Regions from separate parts of the Homo sapiens genome. Here region 1 is linked to region 2. Evidence: chromatin contacts called from ENCODE Hi-C or POLR2A ChIA-PET data. All regions are on one chromosome and are shown on one strand. The core of a region is the stretch at or near the end of the contact, and the rest is flanking DNA. Distances in the headings are between cores, read along the strand shown.

Region 1 (2,700 bases), core at 169-2,668, 34 kb before region 2:
TCCTGAGCCCGGGGTGAGGCTGGTGCAGTCACAAACGTTGAACCTAGGTCTGTAGACTGTGGCAGGGAGGGGCTTAGGGCGAATCTAAGCAAAACAGCTGGGAATAAACCAGCCCCCCAGCTATCTTCATCATCTCCACAATCAACGTCACCATCAGTCTCCTTATCTGTAAACCAGGTGCAATGAGAGGACCCACTTCACAGGGTCATTGTGAAGATTGCTGCAAAGTACAGACAGGGCGGCCCAGGCACAGCATCCGGCACAGAGCAAGAGCCCTGTCAACGAGCCTCTATCATTATCGTTAAAATCAAACGTTTGCCCAGTACCTGCTTCATGCCAAGCCTTGTGCTGGGTGCCAAGCGACCAGAAACCAATCTGATACAGATCCTGCTCTCAAGGAGCCACAGTCCAGTAAAGCAATAGATAACTGAACAATGTATGCAGGACATCAAATAGCAGAAATAACCTCTAATATTTATTGAGACTTACTGTGTACTAAGAGAGTACTTAATGCTTTATTTGCAGTATTTCATCTCATCCTTGGACTATGTGATAGCTACTATAATCAGTCCCATTTTGCAGATGAGAAAATTGAGGCTCAGAGAGGTTCAGTCACTTGCCCGAAGTCACTCAGGTTGGATGTGGTGGGGCCACGACCGGATGCAAGCTGTCTGACCAGAGGGCCTGGTGTTAGGGCCTCTCTGATGCAGGGGTGACAAGCTCTCACTTTTGCAGTACTTTTTGCAGTTTCTAAAGCACACCCACAGACATCATGCCACCTGGTCCTTTTAGTAAACCTTGGGTAGTAGGCATTATCTAGTTGAGGATGCAGGAGATCAGAGAAGTAAAGTGGTCTTCCCAAGGTCACACAGCCAGAAAATAGCAGAGGCAAAATCCACCAGGCTCCTCCCTGAGAGCTCTGGCCTGGAATAAAGGCCACGTACCTTGCCTAGGCTGGGAGGGCAGATGGCCAAGGAATGGTGTCCATATGTGGGGCCACCACCTTCATGGGGGTGCCACGTGGGGCTGCTGGGAGCAGCAGCAGGAGATTCCTGAGACTGACTCCTGTTTTCTCTGTCTGGGCAACAGCCCAAGACTGGGGCATGTGGATCCGGGGCTTGGCAGGAAGGGAGAGACTCAATGGCAGCCCTCACTTGACAGCTGGGTTCATGAATGAAGCTCCCAGTCCCTCTTCCCCTGAGCATCTCAGGAGGAGCCCTGGGTTCTCACCAAGGGCTGTATGCCCTCGGACCACAGCTTCCCCTCCCTGGGCCTCAGTCTTCCCATCAGGAGACGAGAGAGAGAGAGAGCAGCCCATAGCCCTGGGCCCTGCGTGCTAGACAGCCTGGGGTTGGCCTTCTCGGATTATTGAAAAGCTGCCTCCCCTCGGGCTTCCTGGCTTCCACCCAGTCTGGCTAGAAGCCTCCGTTTGTGCCAACACAGCTCAGACAGCGGGCTCTGAACCTTCCCTTCCCGACAGCCCACCCCCACCTCAGAATCAAGAGTCTGTGGACCATCCTCCTTTGACAGGAGAGGAAACCAGGGGCTAGAGAGACTGAATGATTCATCTGGGGTCTCCAGCAAGCCAGTGCTGGGCTGAGGGAACACAGGCCTGTGACATATTCTCCATTCCCCTCCCCTGGTGCCCCTAGCTCTGTGCACATTTATAACATGGATGGCATCCATCTGAAGGGCAGGTGACCTTCCTCTGCCAGTGGGCAAATCCCTGCCCGTCTCTGGGCCTCAGGTTCCTCATCTGTAAAACAGAGGTGACAGTTTCTTCTCTACCTGCCTTGCCAGCTTGCAATTGGGTGAAAGTACTTTGGAAAGTAGAAATTAGGAAGCTGAGCTCTTATCAGCGTCATTACATTCCCAGGGCTGGACAGGGCACCCAGAAGGGACATTCTCCTCCCTTCAGGCCCCACATTTGTACAGGCATCGAGCTACCCAGGACCCTCCTTCCCTCCTCCCTACAGGGGTTTCTCCACTCGGGGATTCAGAAACCTGCACACACGTACATACACAGCCTACCCACACCTACATATGGGGACAGAGTCACAGACACAAAACACACAGCCACAGCCACTGGTCTGTAAATATATTCAGAGACTTGCACATGCATGAGATACACATGTACAAACACAAATTCCCATACCAAGGCATTCCCATACACACAGAAAGACAGTATGCCCACATACATACAGCCACATCCGGTCGTGGAGTCTCACACACACGCACACATGGCTGCACGCATATGTGCACACACCTTCCATGCCACCTGGCACACAGCCATCTCCAGTGCTGTGAGCAGGTCTCGCCTCCCCCGGGGGCAGTGTGGGAATGGATGTTTCTCTGGCTGGATTTCGATGGGTGCCCGGAAGCATTCAGGCCTGGAAGTGGCTGCATAAATCAATATTTGCTGTTGTTAATTATTAAAACCAAAGCTACACCGTGTCTGGAACACCCATCTCCAGAGTTCCTGCTGGCTCTCCAGGCCCAAACCTGATTCAAGGCCAGGTCTAGGGGGAAAGGGAGGGCACAGTGCTTTCCTTCCAGGAGCCCTTAGTTCTGGGGCTGGAGGGTGGTGGGCAGCCACTGGCAGCTCTTTCAGGAAGCTGAACAGAGGTATGGCTCTGAGCTGGTGGGCAGCCCTGCCCCCGCAACATCCAAAGCAGCTGTGTCTGCTTGGCCACAGTTCAG
Region 2 (2,700 bases), core at 132-2,631:
AATGGAGGGGCAGTAGTACCCTACTGCCCAAGCTCCTAGGAACCAAGTGTGTGCCACCCCCAACCCAGGGACTCCCCAATATGAGCTGCAAAGGGGACGGGAGGGGGCAGAGTGGGTAAAGAGAGATCAGCTTTTCCCTTATTTTGGCCCCTCCCCAGACCCCAATCCTATGTGGGAATTCAGCCCTGGGCAAGGGTGCAGGTGGTGGTGGGGACTAGGGCAGGTGATCTACCCTTGTGGCATTTGGGGATGGCTGGGATGAAGGTGGGGGGGCGCAGGCCAGAGGGCACTGCTCAGTGACGCTGCTGTTTCTCAGGGGCCTCCCGTGTGCAGTGCCCTGTGCCCTAGCGGGGTGTTGGACGAGACAGGGGACCCCTGGAACCCGGGAAGTGAGGGGTCCTTGTTTCTGGGCAGGTGAGACTTGGGCCTTTGTCTGTGGCCCATTAATCTCAGGGGTCTCCCTGGAGGTGGCGGGGGGAGGCAACTAGGGAGAGACCTGTGGCCCTTTCATGCCTCCCCAGGGGCAGAATTCCTTAAACAGCCTTTTTATTCGTTCACTCATTCATTCACTTGCTAACAGGCTCGCTTACTCACTCATTGTTGCCATTCACTGAGATGACCCCCCGACCGCCCCCTGAACTCTGCCCCCTGCTCAGGATCTCAGGCGCTTGTCCAATCCCAGCAGGAACATACCACTGGCTCCTGGCATGACACTGGGCAAGTCATTGACCCTTCGGAGCCTTGGTTTCCCCAGCCCTGCAATGGGGCTACACTAGCAGCTCCCTGGCAGGATTATTGCGAGAATGCGTGAGATGTTGCCTGCCCCCCGGGAGCACTTCCAAAGGGAGCCACGGCTGCTGCTGGCACCATTATCATCATCATTATTATTATTAATCATTGCAAGGCCCCCATGGGTTGGGCAAGGAGCAGCCGCCTGGCTCCATGTCCAGGTCATGCCGAGGCTGTTCTGGGAAGCGCCCGCTTCCCCTTGGGGCGTCAATCATCTCAGTTCCCAGCCCTCCTTTTCAAGGGGTGTCAGCGTTTTGGCTTCTAGATGCAGCATGAAATCCTGTAGAGAAAAGTGAGAGGTGGGGATGGAGCCGAAGCCTCGCCCCCTCTTCACCTGCAGTGTGAATTCCGGGCCTTGGTTTCCCCAGTCGTGCAGCCGGGGGCTGGGCTGGGCATCCTGCCAGAGCCCAGAAGGGGCCTCTCCATGTGTCATCCTGTTAGAAACGGTTTAGCTCCGAGCCTATAATCACATCTACCCGGGGAGGAACTAACACAGCGTTTCTTTAAATTGGGCTCTAATTGCAGCTTTTAGTGGAGTCACATGCACCCCATCCCCCAGCCGGTCTGAATTAGGGCGGCTGTCCCAGCCTGCCCTGCCAAGTACAGGAATCCCCCAGGATTGCTGTGGCTCCCACTGAGCCAGCGGTGGATGAGTCCAGGGCTGCTGTTTCTCAGGGGCCTCCCGTGTGCAGTGCCCTGTGCTGGGCGCTTCCGTCTGGGGAACTCCTTGTCATTTCACCACCTGAGGATCAGGCACTTCTGGGACCTGCTTGCCACCAGGCCTCCTTTCTATTCACCCAGAAGTGGGGAGCCAGGCCTGGAGAGTGGGGTGTTGGCGGGCAAGGCCAGAGGCCGTGCCCCTCCTTGGGGGCGTGGTGGGGGAGCCTGTGGTTTCCCTGTTTGTTCTGGAGATCCCAGCCGCTTCCCCGAGGAGACAGCTGACGGTTCCCAGGCCACAGCCCCTCAGGCGGGGCCAGACCACGGCTGGCCAGCCTGGGAGCACTGCCCGCCAGCCACCCGGGCTCCGCCAGGCCCTGGCGCTGGGTGGTCTGGGCAAGGGCCAGGGGGGGGCCTTGGTCCTGGCCACAGGGCAGGAACCGTGACCAGAGCCAGGCATGGGGCTGCCCTGCCAGGGACCTAGAGGGGTCCTGAAGGCCACGGCGGGGCCAGGCCAGGGGCAGAGGCCAGCATGGGCAAACACTGCCTTGGGGAGACCCAGGAGGGGAAGACTCCAGGCCCCAGGTCCATCTACAGGAGGACCTCCAGAGAGACACTCACCCCCTTCAGGAATGTCCCAGTTGGAAGGTTTCAACCCAGCCATTGAGTTGGCTCAGACAGGAGTCCACCTTAGAGGCTGGCAGAAGAGTCGGGGTTGGCAGACAGAAGACCTAGACCCCAGCCCTGCCTTCCTTCAGACCTCAGTTTCCCCATCTGTACAATGGGCAGGGGACACAACCTCGTGCTTGACATGGGCTCTTCCAGCTGACCAGGCTGTGGATGGGAGGTGGGCAGCCCAGGCTGGAAGGATCTCAGTCATTCCCACATTCATTCTCAGGGACTTGTCTTTCTATTTATTATTTGTTTTTGAGATAGTGTCCCACTCTGGCGCCAAGACCGGAGCACAGTGGCACGATCATAGCTCACTGTAGCCTTCAATTCCTGGGCTCAAGCTATCTTCCCATCTCACCACCACACCCGGGACTAGAATTGGGGCCTCATTTTGTTGCTGAGGCTGGTCTCGAACTTCTGGGCTCAAGTGATCCTCCTGCCTTAGCCTCCCAAGGTGCTGGGATTACAGGCATGAACCACCACATCTGGCCTGACCAATAGGATTTTGATTAGGATTACATTCACTTTACTTCTTTCTTTGGTTTTGTTTTTTCCTCAGGGGCTTCTCCTTGCCCCACCCCT

What was found. Hi-C counts contacts between places; a loop is a spot of excess contacts on that map. ChIA-PET counts read pairs that join two places held with the same protein, here RNA polymerase II (POLR2A). Pooled maps may share reads with other maps.
Region 1: a map of PC-9 shows a loop between it and region 2 (2.2-fold over the local background). The contact joins two enhancer-like sites. A Hi-C loop is called at or near these places in 1 of 168 maps with a recorded cell type or tissue (PC-9) and 1 of 50 pooled maps. POLR2A ChIA-PET finds 5 or more read pairs at or near these places in 5 of 52 experiments (GM10248, OCI-LY7, PC-9 and 2 more).

What each region holds. Positions count from the first base shown.
Region 1 is chr1:21,623,454-21,626,153 of GRCh38, reverse strand. All of the region lies in intron 3 of RAP1GAP (RAP1 GTPase activating protein), which reads left to right. Among named protein-coding and RNA genes, the nearest start is that of LINC02596, 38 kb to the right of the region's middle. Within about 2 kb of position 1,418, at least 11 of the 41 ENCODE cell types and tissues checked have a DNase peak (open chromatin) inside an H3K27ac peak, as active enhancers do.
Region 2 is chr1:21,589,354-21,592,053 of GRCh38, reverse strand. It overlaps LINC02596 (long intergenic non-protein coding RNA 2596), which reads right to left. Exons shown (of 2, transcript NR_187321.1): 2 at 867-1,069. Among named protein-coding and RNA genes, the nearest start is that of LINC02596, 4.3 kb to the right of the region's middle. RefSeq lists enhancers at 148-686, 687-1,226. Within about 2 kb of position 1,381, at least 3 of the 41 ENCODE cell types and tissues checked have a DNase peak (open chromatin) inside an H3K27ac peak, as active enhancers do.